Regions from separate parts of the Mus musculus genome. Here regions 1, 2, 3 and 4 are each linked to region 5. Evidence: chromatin loops called from intact Hi-C (ENCODE). Cell type or tissue: gastrocnemius. All regions are shown on one strand. Each heading gives the region's core, and the rest is flanking DNA. Links, peaks and the distances in the headings are about the cores only. Region 1 has its middle 15 kb from the start of Gm24258. Region 2 overlaps Ppp2r2a (protein phosphatase 2, regulatory subunit B, alpha). Region 3 holds the start of Ppp2r2a (protein phosphatase 2, regulatory subunit B, alpha). Region 4 has its middle 31 kb from the start of Gm52123. Region 5 overlaps Gm30438 (a long non-coding RNA gene).

Evidence for each region. Hi-C counts contacts between places; a loop is a spot of excess contacts. Peaks named below come from ENCODE experiments on the same cell type or tissue, not always from the same donor. Only the 100,000 strongest peaks of a DNase experiment are listed, where the experiment ranks them.
Region 1: it touches region 5 in a loop (9-fold over the local background); 9 of 42 quality-filtered maps call a loop at or near these places.
Region 2: a loop joins it to region 5, with 5 times the contacts of the local background. A loop is called at or near these places in 22 of 42 quality-filtered maps.
Region 3: it touches region 5 in a loop (7-fold over the local background); 18 of 42 quality-filtered maps call a loop at or near these places.
Region 4: a loop joins it to region 5, with 2.3 times the contacts of the local background. A loop is called at or near these places in 3 of 42 quality-filtered maps.

What each region holds. Positions count from the first base shown.
Region 1 is chr14:66,952,638-66,958,897 of GRCm38, reverse strand. No RefSeq gene overlaps it. Among named protein-coding and RNA genes, the nearest start is that of Gm24258, 15 kb to the left of the region's middle. In gastrocnemius, for the core only: CTCF peaks have their summits at 3,376 (motif pointing left) and 5,588 (motif pointing right); DNase peaks (open chromatin) are centred at 1,707, 3,380, 4,402 and 5,591.
Region 2 is chr14:67,047,653-67,053,912 of GRCm38, reverse strand. All of the region lies in intron 2 of Ppp2r2a (protein phosphatase 2, regulatory subunit B, alpha), which reads left to right. Among named protein-coding and RNA genes, the nearest start is that of Ppp2r2a, 22 kb to the left of the region's middle. In gastrocnemius, for the core only: a CTCF peak has its summit at 3,253 (motif pointing left); a DNase peak (open chromatin) is centred at 2,709; H3K27ac peaks cover 4,395 bases.
Region 3 is chr14:67,069,019-67,075,278 of GRCm38, reverse strand. It overlaps Ppp2r2a (protein phosphatase 2, regulatory subunit B, alpha), which reads left to right and starts at 2,808. Exons shown (of 10, transcript NM_028032.3): 1 at 2,808-3,189; 2 at 4,970-5,044. The coding sequence starts at 3,183. In gastrocnemius, for the core only: a CTCF peak has its summit at 3,247; DNase peaks (open chromatin) are centred at 2,808, 3,196 and 4,128; H3K4me3 peaks cover 3,503 bases; H3K27ac peaks cover 4,093 bases.
Region 4 is chr14:67,113,295-67,119,554 of GRCm38, reverse strand. No RefSeq gene overlaps it. Among named protein-coding and RNA genes, the nearest start is that of Gm52123, 31 kb to the right of the region's middle. In gastrocnemius, for the core only: no CTCF peak of the experiment used is centred there; a DNase peak (open chromatin) is centred at 3,037; H3K4me3 peaks cover 382 bases; H3K27ac peaks cover 1,744 bases.
Region 5 is chr14:67,185,743-67,192,002 of GRCm38, reverse strand. Gm30438 (a long non-coding RNA gene) reads right to left here. Exons shown (of 8, transcript XR_874742.2): 8 at 2,791-3,205. Among named protein-coding and RNA genes, the nearest start is that of Gm30806, 13 kb to the left of the region's middle. In gastrocnemius, for the core only: a CTCF peak has its summit at 3,098 (motif pointing right); DNase peaks (open chromatin) are centred at 2,916, 3,088 and 3,467; H3K4me3 peaks cover 1,371 bases; H3K27ac peaks cover 2,044 bases.

The DNA of each region.
Region 1 (6,260 bases), core at 680-5,679, 230 kb after region 5:
ATCAAAATGGAGATGAGCTTCTAAGAGTGACTGTTCAGTGTGATGCAAGTTGCCCTTATTCGTGAGATTTTCTGTGTAAATCCACTAAGTAAGAATGCCCTTTGTAGCCGGGTGGTGGCGTTTAATCCCAGCACTCAGAGGCAGACAAATTTCTTGGGTTCAAGGCCAGCTAGTGTACAGATAGAATTCCAAGACAGCTAGAGCTACACAAGGAAACCCTGTCTCGAAAAACCAACCAACCAAGACCCAAAATAACAACAATAACAACTCTTTTGGAAATATTTGTTCTTGTGTTACTATTACTGTCACTATTAATATTACTATTATGTGACCTGAGGTGGGGGGAGCTGAGTTTGGTCTTTTGTGGCCTGCTTTGTGTGTGTGTGTGTGTGTGTGTGTGTGTGTGTGTGTGTGGTGGTGGTGGTGGTGGTGGTGGTGGTGTGTGTCTGTATGTGTGTGTGTAGGTGCCTGTCTACATGTGGAAGTCAGAGTTCAAGCCTGGGCCATTCCTCATGACTTAGCCATTCTGGGTTTTGGCAGGGTCTCTCGCTGCTCTGAGTCTCACCAGTTAGGCTTGGTCAGCTTGCCAGTAAGCCCCAGGGATCCACTTGTCTGCCTCTCTGGAGCTGGGATTACAAACACACACCAGCACTTCTGTTTTCCTATTATTTGGGCTCCTGGGGGTGAACTCGGGTCCTTGTGCTTACGAGGCATGCAGGACCAACAGGACCATCTTCTCAGCCCCTGTGGGCTTACTATTTCCCAAGATCCCTTTTAGAGAATAAGTGGGTGTCTTAGTCAGGGTTTCTATTCCTGCACAAACATCATGACCAAGAAGCAAGTTGGGGAGGAAAGGGTTTATTCAGCTTACACTTTCACATTGCTGTTCATCACTAAAGGAAGTCAGGACTGAACTCAAGCAGGTCAGGAAGCAGGAGCTGAGGCAGAGGCCATGGAGGGATGTTCCTTACCAGCTTGCTTCCCCTGGCTTGCTCAGCTTGCTTTCTTATAGAACCCAAGACTACCAGCCAGGGATGGCACCACCCACAAGGGGCCCTCCCCCATTGATCACTAATTGAGAAAATGCCTTACAGCTGGATCTCATGGAGCCATTTCCCCAACTGGGCGCGGCTCCCAACAGAAGCTCCTTTCTCTGTGATAACTCCAGCCTGTGTCAAGTTGACACACAAAACCAGCCAGTACAGTAGGCCCCTACCACAGCCAGTTTTTACTCCGTTTTTGCAGCATCTTTGCCTGCCCCTGTGTCCTCGTCAGCCTTCCCACTTTAATGAGACTTTTATAGTAACTGCCTTCTTATTTCTGGATGGTGCTCCATCTGGGGCCTTGATGATCCTGAAAGACTGTTCTTCTCGGGGCCAGCTGCTCCCTAGAGACAATCCAAAAGGTTTGGATTTCAACTTTCAAACCAGTTGATCCAAAGTCCGTATCCCCATCACCCAGTGCCCCCTCACTGGTGGTTATCCAGCTCTGCCCTAATCATCACTAGGCCAGGCCCCAGGCAGCAGTGGACAAAGCTGCCAAGGCTTGCCAGTCCTCAGTGCGTGCTGCTTTTCCCACTTAACCACAGTAAAGCTCCCTGCCTCCATTTCTCTCTGCCTCCCGACCAGATGGCCCCCGGTGACATGCTGTGAGGGAAAACCCTTCTTCTCAACAGTCATTTCCTCTCAGTCACGCTTCCCAGGCCATGTTAAAACAAGTAACTTATGGCCTGTCCTCAGTTTGGGCCTTGGTAATTCCCGTAGCCTCCTGGTGGTTCCTGGCTCCTGGCCACCAGGACCCCACTTGTGAGCCAGAAGGCAAACCTGCTGCCTGACTCCTGGTTCTTTCTCTTTTCATTTTGTCGAATGCGGCTGAGAACCACACTGGCGGGCACAGCATCTTTGCTCAGGATGCTCGGTTCCCTGTCACCCCCAGGCAGGGTATCCAAGAGGATGGGCATAGTTTGATCATCGCTAGATCCTGATTTAAAACAAAACACCCCGGAGTTTAAAGTGAGAGGGTACCAGCACAAAACTGGAACCGTAACACAGAACGTCCAAGTCATTAGAAGAGCACCGTAATCTGACAAAAGTCAGAAAAGAGGGAGAGAAAAGTACAGTAAGAATCAAACATAAAAGAAAATTAGGAATGTGCTAACCACACCAGGAATCTCAATAAATGGAAGTGAGGTTAAATGTTTTCTTAAATGCCTCTCTGAAATCCAAGAGTATCTGGCTGTAGAAAAAGTCTACATCACACATGACAAGGTACCTCACATTATCATGCATCAGAATGTCACATGGTACCCCATAAGTATGTACCCTATAATTTATATTTGTCAGTTGATGGAAGCTCGGTGTGAAGCTCAGACGAAGAGTTCTTAACTACGTGGGCACAGCTTTGGGGTTTCCCCAGCGTGGCAAAGAAATAAATATAAAAAATTTAAATTGTATGAAAAGGATCTTTTAAGGAAATATTGTTCAGACCGGACAAAAATAGAATTCAAGATTAAAATTACAAGTTTTTTAAAAATCTATTTTTAAAACTATACCTCCTGGGGCCATGGAGATCTCTCAGTGGTTGGGACACAGGTTCTCTTCCAGAAGACCAGGGTTAGTATATTCCCCAGCACGCCCACTGTGCCTGTCATCTGTAACTCCCATTCCAGGGGATCTGATGCCCTCTCTGGCCTTGGGCACCCCTCCGTATGCACACGCATACATACACATAAATAAAAATAAATCTTTTTTTAAAAAAGAAATTGATCACCAGATATCAAAGAAAATCTCAATTCTAAAAATGCAGGATGATCACAACCAAATAACAGCAAGTAACAACGAATAATAATGACAATGTCCAGAGTAATTTATGAACAAGCCTATAAGAATTCGTAGTGTTTGCTTCTTGTAAAAAGAGTTGGAGGTAAACATGAAATTTTTATATTTAGCCACACGAATGAGAGATTGTCTTGATTTTTTTATTAGTGTATACTTTTGAGTTGTTTAAAGTAACAAGTATATAAAGCAACAAATGAATATGAAATAAAAGCTCCTACCAATTGACGGGGCAGGGGGACTTAAAATTGAATTACTTAGAAATAAAGTCACGACAGTTGTTACATATCAAAACCTCTGCTCAAGGGCAAAACAGTAGCCAGTGCACTTATATAGTCCGAAGCACACAGACTAGGGAAGAACAAAGCTGCCTAAAATGTAAACAGAGACCAATCCTGAGAAAAGATAAGGATAAGTAAGGATAGCATTGAAGGGAGACGAAACTGTTATTTTCTACTGCAGTAAACGTCCAAGAGAAGCTACTGAGCCAGTAATCCAGTGAGTAAGAATAAAACAGTGGGGTGCTCTTGCTCCTCCTGCTGGCGAGGATGTGTAGGGGAAAAGGCCCTTGCTTATGTTAAGAGGGCAGTAAATTGCTTTATCACAGAGAGCAGTCAGGCTCTGCAGGTTAGCCTGTTGTCCATGGACAAGTAGCCTCACCGATAGGTCCTCTAGAGCAAGACTTTCATAAGTGCTGTTAAGAAGAGTCTCCAGTCTCTGGATGGCCTGTCCTTCAGCTCTGTTCCATACTTTGTCTCCATATTTCCTCCTGTGAGTATTTTGTTCCCCCTTCTAAGAAGGACTGAAGCATCCACACTTTGGTCTTCCTTCTTCTTGGGCTTCATGTGGTCTGTGAATTGAAACTTGGATATTCTGAACTTTTGGGCAAATGTCCAGTTATCAGTGAGTGCATACCATGTGTGTTCTTTTGTGATTGGGTTACCTCACTCAGGATGATATTTTCAAGTTCTATCCATTTGCCTTCGAATTTCATGAAGTCAATGTTTTTAATAGCTGAGTAGTACTCCATTGTGTAAATGTATCACATTTTCTGTATCCATTCCTCTGTTGAGGGATATCTGGGTTGTTTCCAGCTTCTATTATAAATATGACTGCTATGAACATAGTGGAGCATGTGTCCTTATTACAAGTTGGAGCATCTTCTGGGTATATGCCCAGGAGAGGTATTGCTGGATCCTCCGGTAATACTATGTCCAATTATCTGAGGAACCACCAGACTGATTTCCAGAGTGGTTGTACCAGCTTGCAATCCCTCCAGCAATGGAGGAGTGTTCCACTTTCTCTACATCCTGGGGGTCCATCCCATATTCAGTCACCAAACCCAGACACTATTATGCTATTGTGGATGCCGGGAAGTGCTTGCTGATGGGAGCCTGATATGGCTGTCTCCCGAGAGTCTCTGCCAGAGCCTGACATACAGGGGTGGATGCTCGCAGCCAACCATTGGACCGATAGAGGAGTTGGAGAAGGGACTGAAGGAGCTAGGTGCAGGGGTTGGGGGATTTACAGCCCCATGCAGGGAGCAACAGTGTCAATCTGCCAGATCCCCTGGAGCTCCTGGGGACTGGACCACCAACCAACACATGGAGGTACCCATGGCTCTGGCTACATATGTGGCAGAGGATGGCCTTGTTGGACATCAGTGGGAGGAGCAGCCCTAGGTCTGAGGGAGTTGGATGCCCCAGTGTAGAGGAATGCCAGGGCAGGAAGGTGGGAGTGGGTGGGTGAGGGAGCACCCTCATAGAGGCAGGGGAGGAGGGATGGGATAGGGGGTTTCCAGAAGGGAGACCTGGAAAGGGGATAACATTTGAAATGTAAATAAGGAAAATATCTAATAAAAGAATATATATATACACACACACATATATGAAGAAGAGTCTCCATGGAAGCTGGGTGAGGCAAAGAATTGGCATGAGACCAACGGCATCTAGCTAGGGAGATGGCTCAGTGGGTTAATCACTTTCTGTGCAAGTGTGAAGACTTGAGTTTGGATCCCGGTACCCACACAAAGCAGGACACCACAGTGCTTCTGTAATTGAAGAACTCCCAAGGCAAGATGGTAGGCAGCCACAAGGGAATCCCTGGAAGTGTGTGGGCCAGCTAGGCACCAGCGAGCAAGCACTGTGTATCACACAGTGTGGAAAGTATGAACCAACCCCAAGCTGGTAAGTGATCCTCACACGTGCACTGTGACATATCACATGAAGTCACACACAAATATGCATGCACATACATACGCGAATGTGAGTGCACACATACACCCGGCAAAGGGGGGGGAGTGTACACAAACAGGAAGACACAGGTAACACTGAAAAGAAACTAGGCTGAGACGCACAGGGGCAGGAGGCACAGAGAAGAGCTTAGCAAGCAGTGGCCATCAGCAGAGAAAACTCTTGACTTGACAACCCTCAGCCAGAGGTTAGCAGGTAGGTCAACTCCCAGAGTCACCTATACTCTATACCTACCTATACAACCTATATAGGTATAATACTCTATACCTACCGCTGACCTCGGCCCAGGGAGATCTGTACTTGGCGAGTTGTGAGCCATGAGGACGGGGTCTCGGCTTGAACATATCTCAGCGCTGTGGTTGCTCTCCCACTGGAGTGTATACTCAGGATACACCCCACAGCTAGAACATGAACTACCCCAGGGGCTGCTTACAGTCAGGCTGTCCTGGAGCACAGACACCTGCTCAGCTCCCACACTGCAAAGCTACGTGTGGCCAGCAGAGGCCCCCAGTGTACAAAGAAGGCAAGCCATAAAGAGGAGGCGACTCCGGGAGCCATCAGATCTGCAGGGTAGTGGCTCAGTAGAGGCAATGACTGCAGAAAGGGCAAAGTGCACAGTTGGGCTGATGCTCCTCGCTAGTTTCTTCTTTCCTCTTCTCCCATTTTATTTTTAACTGTTTTTAGTAGTATTTTTACTTTATTGTGTCAAAACAATTAATACGTGGTTTTATTCTTTATGCCCTTTTATAGCTCAATCTTGTCAATTCACTTTTCTTTTCCAAGTTAAAAAAAAGATTCCCTTTTTTAAAAATTTTATTTTATGTGTGTAAGTGTTTTGCTTGCACTTATGTCTGTGTACCACATCCATGCCCATTGGCTGTGGAGGCCAGAAGAGGACATTTGGAGTTATAGATGGTTGTGAGCTGCCATGTTGAGAATTAAACCCAAGTCCTCTGGAAGAGCAGGAAATGGTCTCAACCATTGTGCCATCTCTCCAGCCCTCATGCAGTTTTTTCTTGTTACTGGACAAATTTTTTACCCCACTCCCAATTCTCAAAAAAGTTTATTTGAGTCCCCTGCTGCAATACTTACGGGCAGTTTCTCCCTCTCACACAGTTATAACTGCACAGAAAACTATGTGCAGAATAGAATCTTAGCTCCCCCCCCCCCGCCC
Region 2 (6,260 bases), core at 883-5,882, 140 kb after region 5:
TTCTAAGTGTGAGCCATCCATGATGCCTGGCTCACATGCTTGTGCTTCACCTGCCCTTGGTGATCTTCCGTTGCTGTGTTGAGTAGGAACTGTCTCTGACCAGGGTCTCTCTCTCAAAGTATTTAATCTTCGATTTAGTTTTGGTTGGTTTTCTTTTTGAACATATTTTGAAATGAATACATTTTTGATTTTGACCTAGCCTTACCTTGAAATGCTGCTCTGACTTCTAAAGTATTTGCTTCTGTTTTCATATTTGTACAATACATGTAACACAACTGTTTTTCACAAATCAGTCAGGTATTTTATCACAGCAATAGAAACCCTAACTGTGGTAGCAGCTATATTCATAGTGATCTTCTCTTGCTTGTAGGGTATAATATTATTTCATGCATACTCAGACCAGATTATTCAACAGGGATTACTGGTAAAGGACTCATCTCAGCACATTCAAGTTCACGGTCAAATTCCTTTTAGTTATTTCACATAATACAAATATTTTTTAGTTTGAATTAGGGTTTAATAACATTCATACTACTGTCAGAAGCAGAAACAGTTACAGGAATTAATAGTTCTGAGTAAGAGTTATAAGAATTCTCTAAAAAATTAGAACAAAAAAGGGAGACAAGGGGGAATCAGATCAGTCCAGAGTCCCAATAACCATGTTAGAGGATCTCCAGAAAGCACAAATGTTAGAGACAAGAAAAGAGAGGAAGTTACAGTTTGAGAAGGTTCACCTTGCACCACCATCTCAGTTACAGAGCATAACAAAAGCATACCACTGAGAAAGGGAGAAACGCAGCAAGGATAGCACCAAGATCTTCAGCCCTTCAACTGCATCATAAGCAGCAACAACAAAAGCAGTGTCTTCCAGAACACAGGGAGAAGTTAACAAGCCAGGTCAGGCTGTGCCCCACACTAACCCTGAAGCTAGCCAGCTATGTCCAGTCTACAGCACTCAGGGCTCATAGCTAAAGAATGGGGCCTCACTACAGACTGAGATCTGTGTTGTGTGCGGTTGTCAAGAGTAAACTTCATAGATGACAAGAGTCATGTTCCCTTTTCCCAAATAGCTCTAGGTTTCAGTCAAGTTTACAGAACTCAGGCAGCCAGCAGCACAGCTGCATAGGAATTTATTCTCCGATCCTCTACCTTCTTTTCCAAGTAAATTGAAGTGCCCTTCACAAAGCTTACATAGCAGTTTATTCTGATACTTCAGTGAGATCCAGCTCCGCAGGGGTCTCCCTTTACCTTCTTAGTCTGTGTTTTCTTCCCTAGAAATGCCTCAAGTGTCCCTGTGCTATCTTTTGTTAGACTGTAAATATAGAATCTGCATCTTTGGTGATGGGAAGCCAGTAAAGTAGCCTGTATTTGCTTGTAGGTTTTTTATGTGAGATAGCAATCTTATAGCAAAATACATATTAGGTTTTGTTTGTTTGTTTTTGAGACAGGGTTTCACTGTGTAGTCCTGGGTATTCTGGAACTTTCTCTAAAAGACTAGGGTGGCCTCAACTCAGAGATCTGTCTGCTTCTGCCTCCCAGAGGGCTGGGGTTAAAGGCGTGTTCTACTACACCTGGCCCTCACCAGGGATTCTTAATCTCTATTCTCAGAAAATAGAATGCCTATCTTTAGGAAGGTGGGGCTGGAGGTAAAATGTATCCTGTATGTAGGGAAGCCTTTTAGTTATTTAACCCTAATTAAATGTTTTGTGAGCTAGAATACATTTGGTAATTTAAGATTTGTCTGTCATTAAGTATTTTCACATTGCACAGTACGAGGTATGCCTATCATTGAGCATAGACCTCTGTTCAGCAGTGGATGATTTATGCACCCTGCTGAGCAGCTGTGTCTCTGCCTCCTTTCTGACTGTAGATATATTGTTGAAGAGTGATTGAGCTTATTGAGTTTTGTAATTCAAAATGTTAGAATTCAGCTACAGGGGCTAGTGTACGGCTCAGTGGTTAAGAACACTGATGCTCCTTTCTGGCCTCTAAAAGTAACTGCATGTGTGTGGTATACAAACCTACATGTAAGCAACACACACACACACACACAAACACACACACACAGTTTCTCTGTAGCTCTGGCTCACATTTTTTTTTTTAATTAAAAAACAGCAATAAAACTTAGCACCTAAGAGGTAGAGACAGTAGGATTTCTGCAAAGTTCAAGGCTACTGTTGGTTGTATGATTAAAATAGTGAGTACCGGGCCAGCCAGGGCCAAATAGTAAAACTCTGTCTCAGAAAATAATAATAAGCTGAGTTTAAATTGCTTTGTGGAGTTTTTGTGACAGTTTATATGTTCTAGGCTGCTTGTGACTTGTAATTCTCCTCCCTTAGACCACTGATACTACGGTTATATATGTCTGCTACCACACCTGGCCTAAACTTGTGTTTTGAATTGAGTTTGGTGACATTTAGAATTCAGCAGTTAGTAAAATTACCATAGAAGAAAATATCCTGGGAATTACTGATGTGGGTGAAAACAACATTGTTTTGTTCAAGAGTAGAATTAGACTAGGTAGGAAAACTAATACAGATTTCCTATCACTTTTTATCAAAACAGGCTTTGAAAGAATGTGCAAAGTACCTTAGCACTATTGACTTGTGGTAGTGAATGATGATCTAAACCCACGTGTTAAACACTCTGAAGTGTCCAACAGCATAATAGGGAGAGTTCAGTATCCTTGGAAACCCTGGAGGAGTGCCCCAACTAAGCCGTGAGACGCACTTGGCAGGTACACAGTAGTAGCTGGGAAAGATGACATTGTTGACTGCTTTAGTGTTTGTTTACAGGGTTGAGAGCCCCCTGAAGAGTAGGAGAAGGGACCGGTATTGATTGGCCTAGGTGGAAATGATAGTGGTCTATAGGTGGTTAGATTAATGAGTATTTTGTATTTTGAAGCAGGGATTAAAAATCCAGTAGCTTGAGATCTGGGACTGTAGTAACTAAATGGTAGAGTGTCTGCCTCATAGGTCCTGTGAGGTCCTGCAAGGCCCTGTGTTAGGTCCTCTTAAATAACAGCAACAGATACACAGGCCTGTGCACACAGGAGTTGGGTGAGGCAGGGAGGCAGCTAGGGCTGTTGAAGCTCAAAGATGAAACTGCTCTAGGCTTCTCTCTTTAGCTTGTAGTCAAGTTACCTCGTGGCCATGAAGTTCTTAACTGTTTTTCTGTGCTGACCAAGGAACTATAGTGGGCACCCTCTAACATGGCTCCAATGGACACTGCCCTCTGCTGCTCTGCTCTTTGTATAAGTTTCTCCCTTGAATGACACACCTAACAACTGACTAGTACAAGCATGACAGAAGTGATGACATACACTTACAGATGAGGCTACCCAAAGGTCTGTGCTGTTCCCTTTCATTTTCTTTCATTTTCATGACCAGCTACCATGATTGTGAACTTTTCTGGAATCCATGTGGCAGAGAACTGGTATCTCAGGTCAGCATCCAGGAAAAATGATGTCTGACAGCAGCCATGGGAGTGAGTCTGTAGTTGGCACTTACATAGTTTCCCTCTGGAGCATCCTTTCACCTGACAGCCCCCAGAAATAAGGCCATCGGAAACAATTGTTTTTATTTTGAAGACATTAGTCCAGTGGAGTTACACAGAAAATCTCCATGTCATCAAGCCTAAAATTAAATTTCAGCCCCCATTGCTCATATATTTTTAAGTTCTTTTAAATGCAGTTTATGGCTACTGCTTTTCCAAAACACTGTCTGCTTGGCTTCTGGAAAAACATCCCACCTCACCAGCAGCCCCCAACCCAGTCATCTCTTCATGTGGTTCCTGCTCAGCTGCCAAGGATAGGAAAGCCTCAAGGCGCTTAGCCTGCAACCCTGGTTTTCTTTACCTGCCCCAGAAGGAAATCACCTTGAAATGCCATATGACTTTGAGTGCTTTCTGTAAACTCCTGCCAGATCCATTTAGCTGCTCATACAACATTCTGCTCAATTGTAGTTCACTCAGAGATGTGCAGATGGACTATAGTTTTTCTTGTTTTTCTCCTGCTGGGTTTGTTTTTACAAGCTTGTTACTACTCTTCTGTATGTTGGTCCATCCGTCCATCCATCCGTCCGTCCATCCATCCATGTTTCTGGCAGGGCTGCCTTCAGAATGCATTCTTCTGCTGCTGGACAGTTCTGACTCTTCTCATCCCTTATTTAGTAAGAACACATTCACAGAGTTATTTGAAACATAACTTCCTTTGAGAAGTGTAATGGAAACAAGGAATTGAATTTTAAGTATGGCTGCAGACCAGGTCAGGAAATGCCTACCTGATGTTTTACCTACCAAAATTAAGAGGAAAAAGAATTTTAAAAAAGATCCAAGTAGAAAGAATTCACTGTAATTTCCTTTCTCCTTTCTGTTTGACTTTTGAGTGTCTCAGGCTAGCCTTGAACATCCTTTGCAGGAAATAATGGCATTGCATTCCTGATCCACTGCCTCCACCTAGCTTAAGTGTTGGGAGTGTAGGTTGCTACCATGGCATGCTTAAATTGCTGTTCCTATAAAGGCACGTGAGGTGTTCCTTTGATTAAGGGTTTGTGAGGAAATCAGTGGTGTAATCTTTTGGATTAGTTATCCAGCGGGCTTTTCTTTCTTTTGTTTATTTGCTCTTTAGACGCTGTTAACTGGAGCTTCTGAGGCACATATCTGCCTATTAGTGATGAGGTCCTCTGAGCCAGTGGGAAGACCTAAACTTATTTTTCTTGATATTTATCTTTATTTTATGCACATGTTTGAAGATTTGTTCATACCTGACCTCTTGGCCTCTTGGCCTTAGATTTTTCATCTGTTAAGTCTTTGTATTAATGTAAACAGGTGTACCTGTTTGTGGTGGGAATTAAATGCTAGTACATTACATGCAGCTTACCACAGCATGGCACTGCACTGCACTGCACTGCACTGGCTCTGACTACAGGGTTGCTTACTAGGATTTCTAAAGCACCTCTGCTTTGCTCTCCTATCTGCTCTCCCTCCTCCCGATTCCCAGTCTTCTGTGTTGCAGTTGACAGGACACAAGCTGACAGGGTTGTTGTTAGTTAAAACTCAGTGTTCTGGTTTTGGATATTAGAATAAAGCCTGTAAAAAATTTTTAACATAATCTAAAAATCTCTAGTCTTTTCATCTAAATTTCTTAGGAGTTTGTAACCTATGAGAAATCAAATTTGAATTAAGAATGACTGTCAAGACAAATGGACAGTGCAGTGTGTCCTGATTCTTATAGTGTGATTATGACAGTTGTAGTCTGTAAAGCTTTTATAAATACACACATCGATAGAAACCAATTCTGAGTTTAAAAGAAATTACTTTGAAAATAACTTTTTTGTTTTGTTTTTTGAGGTAGAGTTTCTCTGTGTAGCCCTGGTTGTCTTGGAACTCACTCTGCAGACCAGGTTGGCCTTAGACTCAGAGATCCACCTGCCCTTACTTCCGAGTGCTGGAATTAAAGACATTCACCACCTCTGCTCGGTGGGAAAAAATATTTTATGTGTCTGCTAAATGTATATATATGCGTCACATTCATTCAGGTGTCTGGAAATTAGAAATGAGTGTTGGATCCTTTGGAACTGGAGTTGTGCATGGTTGTGGGTCCTTAGAGGCATCTCTTCAGCCTTGAAAGACCTTTCTTTTGTTTTTTTAATTTCAAAATTAAAAACCTCTATAGCTACACTTCTGTGTGTTTTTAGTGCCGTGGAATATTTTAGTTTTCAACCATTTAAAAATATAAAATCTGCCAGATGTGGTGGCACATGGGCTTTTTAGTTCCAGCAAAGACAGAGGCAGGCAAGTATCTTGTGTTTGCTGCCAGTCTGGTCCACATAGTTTCAGGCCAGCCAGGACCACACCCTAAGACCCTATCTCAAAAGTGAAAGTAGAAACATCCTTGGTTGGTGACTAAGATACCCATAGATGTGAAGTGTGGTTTGTTTGCATACACACCAGAAGAAATGTTTGTATCACCACCATCAGTATTACTGGTGATTTCAGACTGGGTCTCACTCAGTAGCCCTTGCTGGCTTGGGGTTTGCTATGTGACACAGGCCCAGGCTCTGTGTGTGTGTGAAGAAGCAACAGAGCAAGGCAGTTGTGATACTGTTACTTGTTTGGGCTGTAGGCTCAGATTTCAGTGAACTAAAGTAGAGTGTTTGGAAAACAAAGGCCAAGGCTATATTGACCATAACACCCTAGGGACAATTAATATTTTGTTTTATTTTGCTGTTTATAAAGGGTCTCACTGTGTAGCCCTGACT
Region 3 (6,260 bases), core at 612-5,611, 120 kb after region 5:
CAGCCTTATTTACACAGCTCTAGGTCAGGGCTACAGAGCAAGACCCTGTCTCAAAACAAAACAAAACTCAAAACCAATTCAAACAAAAGTTTCAAGATCATGTACAAGAAGAGAACATTATCCTATTGGGATACCCCATCTCCTGAGTAGTGTGTAAACAGGTTCGAAGACACCATGGGAAATAACTACAGCAAATGCACGCACAGGCAATTTACCTATTTACCAAATGGGGTTGGTTGTTTAATAAATGTAGGTGAGATCACCAAGATGACTTCTAAAATGCCTCTTTTCTTTCTTTCTTTCTTTTTTTTTCCCCTGGCATTAAGAAGAATGAGGGCTGGAGAGTTGGCTCAACAGTGAAGAGCCCTTGTTGCTCTTGCAGAAGACTGAGGTTCAATTCCCAGCATCCACATGGCAGCTCACAACCATCTGTCACTCAAGTTCCAGGGGTGTGACACACTCTTCTGATTTCTGAGGGCACAAGGCATGTACATGGTACACACACATGCATGCAGGCGAAAGACTCATACAAGTTAAAGAAATCTTAAAAGTTAAAAAAAGAGAGAGAAAATATTTACAGTTCAGCAAACCTTAAGGAGCCAACATTTAAGTGGTTTTTCTTCCCAATCCAGAAGACTTATTTATTCATCCATTAGTCCCATGAATTATGTGGCTAGTGATAGGGAGATGAATAACATACTTCCTAGCCTCAAAGAATTCTGTCTAATAACAGACACAGACTGAGATCATTTTAATGTGGTTTAAGAAAACAGAAAAGTGCATTATACTTTATGAGACTATTTGTATAAACTGACAACATGACTGCTTCATAGTTTGGTTAAGGGGAGGGTTTTGTTGTAGATATGAGAGAGTGGCCAGAGGCATCTGGAAGAGTCCAGAGCACAGACTGAACATGCCGGAGAGGGAAGAATAATAGCAGAGGATAAAATATAGAGGAAACAGCCAGAATAGCAGGGTCATAAGGAGGAGTAGCTTGGGAGAGAAACACCCGAGGGCTGGAGTTTACAGTAGAGGAGAGGTAAGAAGGGCAGGACACTAGCGTGGACTGAAATGTGCCACAGGATCTTGGGATACCAGCATGTGCTTTGATATACAGTTAGGCAACGTAGGTAGCTATATCTCCTTTTTGCCAGAAGTGAGGGAAATGACATTTTTGGTAGAGGGCCCCTGGCTTCACAAGTTCCTGAAGAATGCTGTTTTTTTTTTTTTTTTTTTTTTTTTTTAATCTAACTTCCAGAAATCCTCCTATAGTCCAGGCTGAGCTCATTTCTGGATATTTGAACTGCCTTTTGCAGTTTGGGAAGTTTCCTTTGGACCTGACACATTTTGTTGTTGTTCTCTTTCCTCCTCCTCTTCCTCCTGTCTTTCTTTCTTTCTTTCTTTCTTTCTTTCTTTTTTTAACTGTTTTAAGATGAGTACATTGTTGTTGTCTTCAGGCACACCAGAAGAGGGAATCAGATCCCATTACTGATGGTTGTGAGCCACCATGTGGCTGCTGGGAATTGAACTCAGGACCTTTGGGAAAGCAGTCAGTGCTCTTAACCACTAGGCCATCTACCCAGCCCTCCTTCTGTCTTTCAAGACAGAGTTTCTTTGTGTGGACTTGGCTGTCCTGGAACTAGCTCTGTAGACCAGGCTGACCTCCAGAAATCTGCTTGCCTCTGCCTCCTTCCCCTCCCTCTCTCTAGGAGGAGAGCTTGGCACTACTAAGAAAGGGCATTTGACCTAGTTAAAGGTGAATAGGAAAGGGGGGGGGGAATGTCAGAGAGTCTGACTGGAAGAGGCTACATTTAAATGGATTTATTTTAATTTTTTGCATGTGTTTGATGTATGTATGTTAGGCAGAGTCTTCTATAGATAGCCCAGGCTAGCCTCAAACTCAGCTGTCCTTGAACTCTAGAACCTCTTAAATGAATACAAGCGCTGTTGAGATTATAGGAATGTGTCACCACGGCCAGAAGAACATATCTTCCTCTTCCTCCTCCTCCTCTTTTTCCTCCTCCTCCTCCTCCTCCTTCTCCTCCTTCTTCTTCTTCTTCTTTTGGTTTTTCAAGACAGGGTTTCTCTGTGTAGCCCCGGCTACCCTGGAACTCACTCTGTAGACCAGGCTGGCCTTGAACTCAGAAATCCGCCTGCCTCTGCCTCTCAAGTGCTGGGATTAAAGGTGTATGCCACCACTGCCCAGCAGAACATACCTTCTTAATCATTGATTTTACCACTTTTATCTGAAAAGACCTTGGCTACTTTTTGCGGCATTCACAACATCCAATTTCTGTGGCGAGCTATTCTTAACTGCTCGCAGTAGCCAAGGGCTCTAGTCCATGGGAAGGTAACCTAATTCACCCAGATGGAACCAGTCCAGTTGTGTCCTTCTGGGCTCAGTGAACTCTCACCTTGGGCAGGCAGTGGCAAGTATGCATCACTCTCCCTTAATTTTGGTGCCTCCGGGGCTCACCCACAGGGTCACTGGAGCAACAAAAGGGGTATTCTCTCGAGAGGGCCAGCTCACCATGTGGTTGAGCATAAGTGAACATATGAGGCCATCCCAAAGTTCCGGCCTTGGCTCTACGGCTTGGGACAGTGAGAGGTGCAGACAGGCCAGGCCTTGGCCACTTGGGCACCGCGGCTTGGCACATCCAGCCCACAGCCACAGCAAACTAAGTGCAGCTCTAGCTCTGTACAGGGACCTTCTCAAGGATCCTAGCGGGCGGGGCGGGGCGAAAGCAAGACAAGAAGGAGGCGTGGCTAACACAGCACGACCCGCCCCAAAGACGCTCCGCCCCCTCAAGTGACGTCACCGGCCAGCCAGCGGGCGCCATTTTGAAAGTGGAGTCGCCTGTCCCTGCCGCCGCGGCCGCCGTCGCTGTCCTAGCCGCCGCTGCCGCCGCCACTACTACCGCCGCCGCCGCCGCTACTGCCGCCGCTGCCGTCTCCACCGCGAGAGAAGGAGCACGAGACGGGACGCCCCTGAGTGAACGCCACCATCCTGCCGACCGCTCCACCCGGGCCGCTTCCTTTCCGCCCCGGTCCCGGTCCCCTCCCCCCTCAGGTGCCATCCGCCTCCATCCGCGCCCTCGATCCCCCCATCCCCAGGTGTGGGGGCTGAGCCCCGGTCGCGGAGACCCCGACGAGCCCGGCAGGGTCACCATTTGCAGCGCGACATGGCAGGTAAAGAAGAAACGGCCCTTGGGCGGCTGACAGGGTGCCGTGCCGCTTCCTCTGCGCGCTCTCCGTCACCCCCTAGCGACCGTGGTGGCGGGGCCTCGGCCTGGGGCGCTGGCCGAGTGTGGGGCGGGCGGGCGGGCCTGGCACTGAGCTGGGACTGTGGGGCCTGGAGGCCGGGCCCGGGGCCTGGCACTACAGGAACACGGCACGGGTGCGTTGGGGGTGGGAGACGGCGTGGGTGGGGCGGGTGCAGGCGTGCAGATGGGTCCCCTCTGCACCCTGCTCCCTCCGCTCTTCCTTACATATTCATTCCTCTTCCCGGTCTACTGAGAACCTTTCTGTAGAAATGTATTCTGGACCGATAAGAAGGAAGACAGCTTTGCAAGTTAAAATACAATGGAGGCATACCCCCACCCCCCCAACTCACGGTCACCCCCCCCCCAACCCCCAGCACCACACAAACATTAATGGGGTAGGTCAGGTTTTGAGGGTGTAAGCCTGAATTTCGTTTTCGATTTTGCTCCCTTCCCGTGTCTTATTTTTTTGCCACTCACGAATGCTAAGCCTTTAATAGAAGTTGCAAGGATTGGGGTGGGGGCTGGGTGGGAGAGAAAGGTAATTTAAACTTTGCATTTTGCACGGTAGCGTTTGGGCAGATGTCCTTTTCCCAGAAGGGTTTCTTGGAGTTAAAATAGTTGTGGAGTTCGCCGATATAAATAGCCAAAGGGAGAGGGATTTTATAAAACCTTGCTGAGGGGGGACGGGGGGGGTGCGGGGGGAGAAAGCCTGATTGAGAATAATTTAGCAAGGAATGGGTAAAGGAAAAGCGAGGTTTAATGTCGTTTGAGAGTCGGTTATCTTTGTACAATTTAGTCTTGAAGCCCTTCCTCTCATAGAGTAATTCTGGATTGAGATTGAGTTTCTTTTCCAGAAATCCCGGGGTGCCCCCATCCCCCCATTTCCTCTTCAGTGCTGAGCAGTGAGTGTCGGAGATTAAACCAATTTTCCTTTCTTTTCAATATTTGCATAGATAATAGAACCTTTAAAGAAGTTATGCTGGACTGGTTTACAGTTTGCTATATAAACAGGCTGCCCTTTGACCTTGCTGAACAATGAAATGATAATTGGAACTGTATTGTAGGAGATGAGCAACGAATAAGGTTGCTTTTTTCTGGGTCCTTTGGATGCAGTAGGTGAATGTGGCAGGAGCAGCCTCCTTTGACCATCTCTTCCCAGGCGTGCATTTCCGCCCCTTTTCCTCTGTCTGCAACCAGTGATTTGCTCCTAACGAATGCAAAGAAATGGGTGTTGTGTTTGCTTAGTCCACATGAATCATCCTCTCAGGCAGTAATGTTCCCGAAGTTTTCTCTTCGTTCTATATTTCATGGTAGTTTAGCCTTATAACTCTTTTGTAGGCCTTTTGTACATTTAAAGGAAAACTAACTTTGGTGCTTTGGTTGGTTTTGTTTTTGTTTTTGTTTTTTCCTGGTAGGTTTTAACTTGAAAGGTTCTGACTGTCTTTAAGGAGAGGGAAAAGTGGAAGTGAGGTTTTAAATATCTGTATGATGATAATTACTGGTAGGCTGTATGTCTTTGGATATTTCGTACCTGCAGACTTGTTTTTAATACACTACCAACTATTGGAGGCCAATTTGGTTCCAAATCTGTGGGCTCAGTGGTAGTTACATAGGGAGTTATGATGCCAGCCTCGGGAACCATCTCTGTGTTTATAAGCGTAAACAGAACAGAGCTCAGTTTTAATTGCTATGTTTTCTTCTTCCAGGAGCTGGAGGAGGGAATGATATTCAGTGGTGTTTTTCTCAGGTGAAAGGAGCAGTAGATGATGACGTAGCAGAAGGTAAGACATTTTAACAGTGACGACTATCGACTTAAAAGTCCTGGGTGCTGAAGGAACTCAGTGTTTTGTGTTTGCTTTCTGAGAGGTGGGATGATAGCTTTAAAAAAAATCACCTTTCTGAAAAGTCTGTATATCTTCTTATGTCTTGCTTATCTTTTTTTTTTTCATTGAGTTAATGAAGTAGATGTCCAGCAGTCAGTGCTCTAAGGTTTGTGTGACTAAGGTGTCTTTGTTACATACATTCTACATATAAATGACTGGTCTTCATGTTTATGTGTTATTTTTCGATAAAACAGAGAAACAGAGGCCAGCAGCTCTTAGCTCAGAACCGCTCCCAGCAGCACCTCTTACTCTGTGGGGGGCTCTGGTTCTTTTGAACTCCACTGCTTTGGGATGTGGCACTGGTCGACATGGCTGCTGGTCCACATGATTCACTTTACTGTGCTGCAGGGATTTGTGCGTGTGGTTAAGACAGATAAGATAGAACAAATTACTGTGGGGACTTTTTTTGAGATAGAAACTTGCTAATTTATTTCAGAACGTATCTAAAGTTTTGAAATGTCAAGGTCTTGCGTGCAGTCTGAGGTGATCTTTTGTGATAGAGACAAATAATCTCAAAAGGGATTCTTTGCTCAGAAATATTTAATATAGTTTGTGGACTCTGTGTGTGTATGTGTGTGTATTTGAGAGGGAGAGGATGTGTGTGTGTCTGTCTGTCTGTCTGTGTCTGTCTGCCTGTCTGTCCCTAGCTGGCTTTGAATTTGCTATGTAGACTAGGTTGTTCTTGAATTCGGAGATCCATCCGCCTGCCTCTGCCTCCCCAATAAAGTTAGTGGGATTTTTCTAAATAGAAGTCAAAGAAGAGTATGTATTTCTGGTTGTCTGAAAATGTGTACCCCTTTCTTTAGGTGTGGAACCTTTCCTTGTGGTTCTCCTCTGCTGCCATAGAGTGCTGTGCTGAGGATTTCTTTTCAGGTGGTGGTAGGCCAAAGACTGTTGACTAGGAGATGCTTGTGTGGTGACATTTGTCTCCAGTGTGTGCGTGGTGTGGTGAGTCCTGTAGAAAGTCATTGGCACACTTGTGCTTCCAGCCTCTGTTACCTTTGTTTTCTGGTGGTCCTTATTCCTTTCTCACATGAGAGACTGGAAACTTGGAAAGAATTAAAGGGTTTAGAGTGACTCAGTGATGGTCAATCGGTGCTGCTTTTCTGTGGAA
Region 4 (6,260 bases), core at 406-5,405, 72 kb after region 5:
ACCTCCAGAGGGAAAAGATATACTGCCTAACGTAGGCATGCCAGGCCCTGATTGGCTACTTGAAAAACCGGAATTGATTCGGTCACAGGTACACACCCAAGATGTTGCTACAGGTCACACTAGCTTTGGTAGCTACTCAACACACTCTGACCCATCTAGGCACGTTGTAAGTTCTTCTGACCCATAGATTAGACAAACCATACATCCTAGGGGACCCTAGTTAATAAGGGGGGGGGCTAGATGGGGAGCTGGGAGGATAAAGGAGCTGAGAACTATGGCAATTCTAGCCACGGCTTGGCATGCCAGATTCCAATAGTGAAAAAAAAGTTCTCATTCTGAGCAGGAGCTATATACTTACAAACCATCTCTCCCCCAAACCAGCAAACATTTATTGTGTACTGTGTCAATTAACTTTTGCGCCAAGGATTTCTTTTTTTTTTTTTTTTTTTTTTGCCTGTTAAGGTGTTTAAGGCTTATTCTCTGTGCCTAGTGACCACACAGCATGAGTCACTGACTTGCTTTTCACTCCAAGTAGAGCAGCCACGGTAGAACGGAGACCACATACCCAGTATCTCATTGTCTCTCCTGAATTTAGACCCACAAAGGTCCTTTCTCAACCAGTGATACATCTTGTTTCACGGTCCCTTCGCTTTATGTATTTGGGTATTTTGTCTGCACCTGTGTGTATGGACCACATGTATACCTGCTGTCCTCAGAGATCAGAAGAGGGCATCAGATCCCCCAGAACTGGACTCAGAGAAGTTTGTACATTAATGTGTGGGTGTTGGAAACTGAGCCCAGATCTTCTGGGAAAACAACACACACTCTTAACCATTGAGCCATCTCTTCAGCCCCCCCAAGGACCACACAGAATTCTAGCCCTCATGCCCTCACAGTCCATGGCGTGGAGAAAGTATTTGGTATGTTTATTGTTTATGGAGAAAGCAATTTCACAATAACCTTCTGAGATTAAATTTCGCATCCCCTTTGACCTGCATATTACACTTCTAGGAACTTATCTTACAGATAAGATTGCACAGTGTACATAAAAGACAAGTAACAAGCCAGGTGTGATGGCACAAGCTTTTAATCCTAGCACTCTTGAGACAGAGGCAGATGGATTTCTGTGACTTGCAGGTCAGCCTGGTCTACAGAGCTGTCCTGTTTCAGGACAATCAGGGATGTTACATGGAGGCAAGAAGGAGAAAATAAAGAGAGAAGAATACCAAAAATGTGGCCACTGGGGTTGTTTGGAATAGCAAACCAAATAAGCTAAAATCCCTAAGTAGCCAGAGTCATTAGTGAGCAGCACAGAGACGTGAATGAACAACAAGAAATACCATGTACCATTCAAAACTACACTGCAGATCTCTAGGTCCTGCTGTGGAGAGGGTTACAAGAACCAACTGTAAAAGAGAGAAATATCAAAACCACGAAACACATCCAGGCTGCATGCGAACAAGTCATTTCTTTTGTTTCTGATTTTGTTCTTGTTGCTTTTTATTTTATGAGACAGGGTTTCTCCCTGTAGCCCTGGCTATCCCGAAACTCACTCTGTAGATCAGGCTGGCCTCAGACTTTGTCTTTGATCTTTCTTGTGCAAGCATGTATGTGAATGCAGTGAGATCTGAAGCACCGCACACAAATGGGACGCATGCAGCAACTCTCCAGAGACGCATGCAGCAACTCTCCAGAGTTGGTCCTCTTCCACCTCTCCTTTGTTTCAGGCACTGGTTCACTTTGTCAGGCTTATGAGGCAAGTGCTCTTACTTGCTGAGCCATCTCCAGGCCCCTTATTTGCTTTGTGATACAGGGTCTCATGTAGCCCAGGCTGGCCTTCTACTTGCTATGTACCCAAGGATAACCTTAAACTCCTGATCCTCCTGCCTCCATCTCTCTGATTTGGGGATTACAGGTTTGAGCCATCATGTCCAGTTTAAAAACAATTCTTGCCAGACATGGTGGTATATGCCTTTAATCTCGACACTTGGGTGACAGAGACAGGAGGATCACTGTGAGTTCAAAGCCAGCCTGGTCTACATTGTGAGTTCCAAGACAGCCAGTGCTACATAAAGATCCCCTGTCTCAAAAATTAAAAATGAACAGCTCCTTAAAGGACACAAGTGAGGAACACGGCTATCTCTCCAGAGAGGGACTCAGAAAGGTGAGGGAGGGGTCCCACACTCATCACTTAGCCTCCAAGACAATTTGAACTCATTAGCATAAAGATGAATTGATTTGGGAAGAGAAATATTGAAATAAGCAGGGGCTGTAACTCAGTGGTGAAGGGTTTGCCTGAAGGGTTTACCTGGTGTGCTCAGACCCTGATTCAATCCCCAGCACTCCAAAACAATATTAATACCAGTTAGAGCTAATTCTGCTCTGAATAATTGCACTCGGGGCTTATCTGGGTTGCCTTTGCTTGTTTGATTATTCATTTCCGCCAGCAAGACAAAGTGATGGATGCAGAGGCTTCTTTCTTCTCCCTTGTTGCAAGTTCAAAGCCAATGAGCAATAACTTCCGGAGCATTCCGGTGCACAGCAGGAGTGCTCTGGTGGTTCATCAATGTCACTAAGAGCTCCAGATGCATTTATAATCTCACCGCAATTGTCAATGGCAGCTCGCTCGCATGATCAATTGCCAGTGTCTTAGCACACTGTGTTTGCACAAAGCACCCCTCACCAGGACAAAAGCAGATGTGTAGAAAATCAGCTGTGTGGAACCTCTCTGCTTATTTCTTGACTTTCCCTGGGAGCCATGTGGCTGCCTTCATAGTTGTCCTAATGCTGGCACTGCTTAAAGGAGAGGTATCTATGGCAGCAAGCGGCGGTGATTAATTTTAAGCTGTCACGGAAAATAGTTTTGCACTTTAATGTCAGAGAACTGCATTATTATTACGGGTCTAATGTTCCCTTGCCAAGCCTCTGTGCTCACTCCCAGGATACAAAATGAACACGGAGAGCTTGCCCATTGGCTCCCAGGAGCATCTTTTGGAGAGAGGACAAAAAGAGAACTGCCAAGCTAGCCAAACCCCATGGGATCCCGGAGCCCTCCCCCATCTGCCTTGCTGCCTGCAGCTGGAGAAAGCCCTAGTCATGCCTCTTTGCCCTGAGTGTTGTCCAGTTTGACCCCAGTTTCCCCTCGTGAGCCATCTGGCCCACAGAACATATTTGGAATCCCACATTGTGCCAGACACCATAAAGAAGAAGTTTGATAGAGAGAATGCCATAGAAACAGGTAAGGAATAAGCCAGGCCAAGACCAACAAGTACAACACAAACATCTTGGAGATCCGGCCGTCTGGGCCCAAATCTGAAATAAATTGTGGTCCCCTGGGGTGTCTTCTATCTCTGAAGCTGCTGAGCTGAGGTGCAGTGAGGGGGGCGGGGGTAAAGAAGAGAGAGAGAAAGAAGGAGAGAGGCAAGAATTGACTAGCTTTAGGGTTTCAATACAATATTTATTTCTTGCATAATCTGTCAGAAAATTAGATCAAAGAGCTGTCAGCTCTTGAAATCATGCAATTCATTAAAGGAACAAACTTTTAAATATCTTTAGTCAGAAATAATAGTCTCTAAGAGGCAGGCTTGACTTACATAGCTAATTTGGACCTAATAACTGGAAGACAGTACAAATGCTAGAACCTGAACGCTCTAGAGAGACATTAAGACATTATAGAAATCTCTTTGTAAAAAATTAAGACAATTATATTCATAAAAACAGCATCTCTTTCTGGAGCACTCCTCTGTGGCCAGCTAGGTACTTCATTGAATTTTTATCTGCAATCTTGCTGCTTGGTAAATATAGTTACTGTCACTTTTCAGGTGGGAAGTCTGAGAGTCGGAGAACTTCCTTGGGCACAGTGCAAGTATGTAGCAAGTGACATCCATCTGTCTAGCTGGCTATAATACTAGACCTACGGACAAGATCACTGCTCTTCCAGAGGTCTTGAGTTCAATTCCCAGCAACCAACCACATGGTGGCTCACAAACCATCTGTAATGGTATCCAATTCACTCTTCTGGTGTATGTCTGAAGATAGCTACAGTGTACTCATATAGATAAAAATAAATAAATAAATCTTTAAAAAAAAGATATGGAGTTTGAAGCCATCCTTTATATATACAGTGACTTTGAAGCCGGCCTGGGAGAGTGAGGGGATGAGGCATGAATATGAAAGAATATGTGATGTCATTTGGGGGTATCTGTGGAGGCCAGAAGTGAGTGTTGGATCTCTTGAAGCTAGAGTTAAAGGCAGTTGTGAGCTGCCTGATACGGGTGCTAGGAACTGAACTTAGGTCCTCTGGAAGAGCAGCAAGCCCTCTTAACTCGGAGACATATGTATATCTCTCCACCTCTCTCTCTCTCTCTCCTCCCCCCACCCCGCCCCATGTAGCTCAAGGGTCTCATGTAGCTCAGGCTAGCTTAAACTCACTAGATAAACAAGATGACTTGAATTTCTGATCCTTCTGCCTCTGCCTCCCAAGAGCTGAGCTTACAGGCACAGACCAACACATCCAGTTTATGTGTTGTTAAGACTCGAACCCAAGACTTTTCACATTCAAGGCAAGCACTCTACCAACTGAGCCACATCCCCAACAAAAGTCCTAATGTAAACTCTAAAGCAATATAATTGTTGCAGCTATGTAGATATTGTCTATAGTAAAATAATTACAGAAGCTGGCCTTGTCCAGAGTCAAGAAATAATGTTCCATTTTTCATTAAGCAAAAAAAACAAAACAAAACAAAACAAAACAAAAAAAAAACCGAGATTGCAAACCTATAAGGAACAAAGATTCTTTGGGGAAGTTTGAGTCCAATATCACACATGCCCATTGCTTTGGGTGTCATGAGGAGATGCTGGTGGAGAGGGTGTGATCAAGTAAACTGCTTACCCCAAGGCTAGGATAAAGAGGAAAACAAGGAAAAGGAGGAAGAAGAGAGAATAATAACGTGCCATAATCTCTCTCAAAGTTACAAGCCCAGGGGGCTTAAGGACTTCCCATTAGGCTCCACTTCCCAAAGGTTCTATCACCTTCTACATTAGTTTGTTTTCTAAATGCTGAGTCCTAGACTTTTCATCATGTATGTGTGTGTGTGCATGTATGTGTACATGTATGCAGTATGCATGTATGTATGTTCACATATGTATAGATGCACATATACATGTGTGGGTATGCATGTGGTGCCCACAGGTTGATGCTGAATATTGAGATGTCTCCCTCAGTCATTCGCCACCTTATACATTGAGACGGGGTCTCTCAGCTTGTCTATGTGGCTAACCAAACTAGACAGTTTGCACTGGGAATGATCCCTTGTCTTTGTCTCCCATGCACTGGGATTACAGATGAGCCGGCATGCTTTTCTGGAATTATGTAGGTGCTGAGGACCTGAACTCATCCTCACATTGTAAGAGATTTACCAGCTGAGGCAGGTTCCCTGAGTGCTTCACAGCAATAGAAAAGTAACTAAGACCAGTGGGTAACCCTAGCACTGGTATCCTCTGCTTAAAGAAAGCCACAATGCAAGGGACCTGACTCCATTCATTCTCTGCAGAAGGCATTCCTAAACTGCTTTTGAAACCAATGCACATCCTAGTTTTAAAAATAAAACGTTTGTGGTTCCTTCTTAATTGGGTCTCTCACAGGCTAATAATAAAACGCGTTGGCATTCTGTGGGTATATATCAACTAACAGTAGAGGGAGCCAAGCCAGGAATGGCTTCTGGGGTGGATAGGAATCTGCGTGCTCTTAAAAATAGGTCCTGGGCAGTAATGAAGAATTGAAGTTTACTAAAATGACTTGAGCATTGGAAAGTAGTTGAATAAATTGTGCAGGTGGACAGGTAGTATCGATGTTGAATTTACAAAAGTTTACCAAATAGGTTGGTGCAAGCATATAATCCTGACCAGCAAGGAAGCGGGAGGAACACAAGTTCAGCCGTTCTCCGCTACATAGTAACTTCCAGACCAGCCTACTTGTGAGACTTTGTTTCAAACCATCAAAAACAAACAAACAAACAAACAAACAAACTCGGGCAGCTGCAGAGATGGCTCAGTCCTTCCTGTTCTTGCAGAGGACACGAAGTCCCAGAACCTATGTTGGGGAGCTCACAACTGGCTGTGACCTCAGCTCCACGGGTTCCAATGCCCTTTTCTATTCTCTGCTCATACTAGCACACAGGTAATATACATACACAGACACACATGCATACACAAAGAAAAATTTTCAATTTTTGTTTTGGGTTTTTTTCTTTTTCTTTTTG
Region 5 (6,260 bases), core at 507-5,506:
CTACCAATAATGCTACAGGTTAGGAACCAAACCTCAACACAGCATCTTTCAGAAAGAGTCTAGATCCAAAATGTAGTCTACTGCCATCCGTTCTCAGCTTGCATTGGCCTTCAGGCAAGCCAGGCCCTTTCACACAAAGCCCTGTATCTAACAAAGGATTTCACAGAACCTATGGAACATTCTATAGGAATAGGAAAAAATAAATAAATGGTCGCATGGAAAGCTCATCGCACCACTGTAAAGTCAAGAAATAGTGCTTGATCTTTAGCAACCAGATAGGAGCTTTGTTTGTTCGTTGGTTTGCTTTTCAAGAGAGAATTTCTCTGTGTGGCCCTGGCTACTGGAACTTGCTCTGTAGACCAGGCTGGCCTTGAACTCGGAGATTCACCATCCTCTGCCTCCTGAGTGCTGGGATTAAGGGTGTGTGTCATCACCACCTGGCAAATTGGAGTTCATTTAAAGAGGCGTGGCATCATGCACTCTGAAGAAAGACTCTGAGGCCAAGGAAACAGGAATAATAAAGAGGTGGCTGGCTAGGAAACAATATATGTAACACTTCCTGCCTTTTTGTGCAGAAAAAAAAAATCAATATTCAAGTGTTCCCAACCAGATAAATTTCAGTGGGAAGCAAGCGTAGTGTGGTTCCGGTTCCCACGTGTGAAATGCAGGGGCCTTGCGCTGGGGTCTGTTGTTTTATTGGATGCTGAAAACCCAGCTTTAAAGTCTGGGAGTTCAGTTCGACACAGAGCATATGCTAAGCGTTTGCCAAGCCCTGAGTTCATCTGGAGCTCTGCATGGATGAGCCTGCAGTCCTCATGAGGAGACAGTGCTCAGCAGGTGAAGAGCAGAAAACTATTTCAAGTCATGAGTGTGTGTGTGTGTGTGTGTGTGTGTGTGTGTGTGTGTGTGTACGGGTGTGCATGTATACACACATTATTTGACTTGCTGGCTTTAATTGTGGGCCTAGAAGGGATCTTTTCTCAGGCTGGAGAGATAGCACAGTGGTTAAGAGCACATGCTGCTCTTGCAGAGGACCCAAGTTCGGTTTTCAGCATTCACACAACAGCTCACAACTGCCTTAATTCCAGTTGCAGGGACTCTCTCTTTCTCTCTCTCTCTCTCTCTCTCTCTCTCTCTCTCTCTCTCTCTCTCTCTCTCTCTCACACACACACACACACACACACACACACACACACACACACACACACACATCTTTTAAAAGAAAAATAAATATTAAAAAATAAAGTCTCCCTGTCAATTCTTTATAATGCCTGTGCCTATTGTGAGCCAGGAATGGTAGTAGTAAGGACAGTGCCCAACACTGACAACACAGAAATAAAGGCCCCTGACTGACTGTACTTCCCAGGCCACAGAAAGCAGAGAGTGACCAAAAGTCAACAGAAGAGATAGTTTGGAGATTTACTGCTTGAGGAATGAGGACTAACCATGCAGGTTTCCAGAGACAGGTAGTAGTCGTAGGAAGTTAATAGCATGCCATTTCCAGAGATATACCCCAGATCTCAGGACTGGTTGTTTGGAAATTTTAGCCCCACCACACCCTGTGTCTCTTTCTGTAATAAATGTTTTGTAATGTACTTTTACTAAAGTTAAATCAGTATGCTACCCACATACAAGTTTTAGTATAAAAATGTAAATAAGAACATACAAAATAATACATATTCGGATATGTGAATATTCGGACAGTTATGTTATAAAACATCCTGTTTCAGATGCAAGCAGCCATGTGGCTTGAGACAGCTATAAGCGCAGACTGATACATTTGTATTTTACTATGATTCAAACAGCAGGCATGGAGCTATATCTGCAGTGGTGGCAACTTTCCTTTAAGCTGTCAACAAAACAAAGGCCAAACACTGCCCGCATCCACTCACCTGAGGTACTGAGAACCCACAAGCTCACGGAGACTGAAAGTAGATCAGAGGAAGCCCTGGCTAGAGGAGGCAGGATGGGAGTTCCTGATTACTGACTACCCTGTCTCTGTTTGGAGTCATGGAAAAGATTTGGAGATTGACAGAAACGATGGTTTCATAGCATTCTGAATACAAGTCAGCCACTGATGTTGTTCACTTAGAAATGGCTAAAACGGTGCCTGGAATATTGTATAGATTTTGTTGTAATAAAAGCTTCATCTGGCTACGGTGATAAGTGCAGTTCCAGTTCTTGGGAAGAAACGGAGGCAGGAGGATTACATGTTTCAGGTCAGCATGGGCTCCATAGAAAGAATAAGGGAAGGAAGGAAAGAAGGAAAGAAAGGAGGGAGGGAAAGAGGAAGGGAGGGAGGGAAAGAGGAAGGGAGGGAGGGAAAGAGGAAGGGAGAGAGGGGGAGGGAGGGAGGGAGGGAGGGAGGAAGGAAGGAAGGAAGGAAGGAAGGAAGGAAGGAAGGACCTTCAAAAAACTTGTTTGTAAATAAAATGGAGCTGGTCCTAGCTCTGGACTATACAAAGCAAGAGTCTGTCGCAGAAAATAAGAACGGGGTGGGAATGGTAGCAAGAAATGAAGTAAAGGACGGTGGGAGAGAGAAAGGAGGGTCTTACAGAAAGTCCTTTATGTTTATAAATGGAATAGACCTGGTCCTAGCTCTGAGAGTTAATGCATGGCATTCACCTACACAAATGTCCAGCAGGATATCTGAAAAACCTCCTAAGACAATATGAACTATCCTACTAGATGTCCAGCATGGCGGGTCAGCGCCACTAAATGCCAGTAAGGCTCCCCTTTATTGTGATGACCAAAAAAAAAAAAAAAAAAAAAAAAAAAAAAAAAGCCCAGGTTCAAATTGCCTTCTAGAAAGCAGCTCCGCCCCTCTTGAGAGTTAGGAGGCAGGAAGTGAAGAGAGAGCCTAGGCGGCGCCTGGGTTCTGGCCAAGGGCGTGCCTGAAGTCCTGGGGGAGCACGGGGGCAGAGGGCTCTGTAAAGCAATCAGCAGAAACCCAGATCTCCGGTAAACGGATCTAGCTGGAGGATAGAGAGTTAAAGGGAAAGGGACACATGAACTACTCGGTGAGGTTTAGTCCTGTTTTTATCCTTAACAGTGTCTCGGTTTCACGGTCGCAAAGCTCATTGCGCTCCCCTGCCAGACGGTGGAGCTAGAGAGCCTCGTACAGATCCCGGTCCACTGGGTTCAGGTTTGAGGCAGGGCTGACTCAGCCCTCCACGGATGACACAGCAGGATCGTCGACTGTGACCTGCAAGCAACAGCTTCATTTATTAAATAATTAGCTAATTCTTTTTTTTTCCCATTTAACTTTATCGACCTATTACAGGTAGGGCGATGGCATTGGAAGGTTCAGACAGAAACCACTAAGATAAGACGGGACTCTGACCCTGACTCTTAAGCAAGAAATTAAAATCTCTTGCAATCTTCTAAGTGTCCCTAGGCAACACGCCCAGTGGAGCTGCCCTAGTCCCCTCCTCCTCCCTGCGGACAGCCAGGACTTCTACAGGAGGTGGAACACAAGCAGTCACGCAGTGGCTCCGCCCACTTCCTAGCCAATCACTGCACAGCCTTCTCCCTCCTTCCTGGAGGCAGGCACCCGAAGGATGTCGACGCGTTTAAACAAGCCATTTCAAAGGTTTAAGGGCTTGGGAGGTAGTGACTTCCACAGGATGCTAGAGGGTCCTGGTTGCAGTTGTGATTCTAAAGCTGGCACTGTTGGAAAAAAACGTAGTTGGTAGATAAGCTGGTGGAGGTGGATTGTTTACCTCCTGAGGCTCTGTGCGCACATCGCAGGCACAAAAAACGGAATGGAAAACCTCTATTGTCACCTTTTCTACCTCTTTGGAGGTGGGGGCAAAAGGCTACCTGATGCCAGTGTTGTTTGGTGAACCGTTCAACCATCCCTCCCAGCAGTTGCAGAACTCTACTTTCTGGACTCCTGGCAGCTGCCAGGCATCTCCGTGCCATATACTAGATTCTGGCCTGCAAGAGCCAAGTCTGGTTAGTCCTTGCAAGCTGAGCCCTTTCTGTACTGTAATCAATGCAATGGTGAGTCCTCTGGACTAATAACCAGGGCAACTACACCACCAACATCATCAACATCATCTTCACCACCACCCATCCACCCACACACGCTTTTACAGCATCTCACTCGATCCAGGCCACACCTGGCCAGGCAGGTGCCCTTGTTATGCCCATTTTACAGATAAGGAAATAGGAGGCTCAAGTCACCTGCCTGGAATGCAGCAGAACCACTCTCAGCAAATCCCTTACAAAGGCAACCTAATTTGGTTCACAGTTTAAAGGGGGGCGGGGGAGCCGGGATGTGTCAAGCACGGTGGGGAAGGCACAGCAGCAGGAAGGTAAGACAGCTAGCTGGTCCTGGGTATGAGTGCTTTGCCTGCCTGCATGTGGTTGACATGCATGCAGTGCCTGCACAGGCCAGAAAAGGGTGTCGGATCCCTGGAACTGGAATTAGAAGGTTGTGAATTGCCATATGTGTGCTAGCATCCAAACCCAGGTCCACATACTGCAACTGACCCTGGAGCTCAGTGCTTCAGCTAGTCTGGCCACTCAGCTTGCTCCGGGGATTCTCTGTCTCTGCCTCCCACCAGTGATGAGGTTATAGGCAATCGCTTTATCCACTGAGCCATCTCCACAGCCCCACACTTCAGCTATTTTAAACCGCCAAACCTTTGATACCTTTTTGTGGCAGCCAAGAGGACAGTGCCCAGCGGTGCTGCTGTGTCTGGGCAGACACCATGAGTCTGGATGTGGGAGTCTAAAAACAGCCACCATCCACTGTCAGGTACATGGAATGTTACTGTTTGCATGAAACCCAAAACCGGTGAGGACAAGAACAACAGATTGTTCTTGTCCTAGTTAGGGTTATCATTGCTGCGATCAAACACCACAACCAAAAACAATGTGGGGAGGAAAGAGTTTACCTGGCTTGCACTTCTCCTGCACTGTTCATGGAAGGAAGTCAGAGTAGAAAATCAAACAGGGCAGGAACCTGGGGGCAGGAGCTGATGCAGAGGTCATGGAGGAGTGCTGCTTGCTGGCTTGCTCCTCATGGCTTGCTCAGCTTGCTTTTTTCTAGCACTCAGGAGCTCCAGCTGAGAGGTGGCACCACCCACAAGGGTCCAGGCCCTCCCCTATGAAACTCTAATTATGAAAATGTCTTCCAGTCTTGGGCACAGCCTGATTGTATGGAGGCATTTTCTCAATCGAGGTTCCTTCCTCTCAGATACCTTAAGCTTCTATAAGTTGACATAAAGCAATCCAGGCAACTCCTCTCTCTTCCATCCTCCCAACCTCTTTCTTGTCTGTTTTGTGCCCAATGTCTGCGTGTGAGAGGGGTTTCTGTGAGGGAAGGAATAGAGAGTGGGGAGCTTAGGAGCAAGCCGTTAGTAACGAAAAGGAACTATGTGAACTTGAAGTGGTATCTTCATCTCTGCATGCCCTGCTCGACCACAGCATCTTCCTTTATGTATCTAGGCAGAAATAGAAGTAGTTCAACCCCAACAGTCTTAGCAGTCCTCTGATGATGCTTCAGAAGCACTTACAGCTGCTGCAGATGTCCTAACTGGTAGGCGCGCAACCATTACTTTAAATATAGTGTGCACTACACGGGCTATGACATCTGGTAATTTAACGTGCTGATAACAAAGTAAATATGTGACCAGTGTGACTCATGCTTAAACCGCCTCTTCTGTATGGCTTCCTTCCGTAATTCTATTACTGTTCATGCATTTAAAAGTCTCATTTAGGAAAGAGGTCAAAGGTGACAAAGAAGTTGTGAACTAAACCCTTGTGAGGCATTTAAAACGGGGTCTGCTGCATAGTTGTTCCTTGATAGCTGAATCCATGATCCCCAAAGATACCAAACTGTAGATAGTCAAGTCCACTTCCCTTCCTGTTTTAAAATTTCTTTTTAACGGTGTCTTTTTGTTTATGTAAATGTGCATGACTGTGTATGTGTCTTATGTAGTGTAGGTGCCCGTGCGGACCAGAAGAGGGCACTGGAGTTACAGATGGTTGAGCCTGTCTCTGTGTTTGTAATATGCAGTGTATGTGCCTGTGCAGAGCAGAGAGGGCACTGGAGTTACAGGTGGCTGTGAGCTACCAACAAGGGTCCTGACAACTTGAATCTCTACAGGAAGTGCTCATAAGTGACAAGATATATCCCCTCTCTAGCCTTTATATTTAAAAAAATAAATAAGAGTAACTATCACCTACACATATTCTTCCGCATGTTTTATTAATAAATCATGTCTAAGTGACTAATAAGATCTAATTCA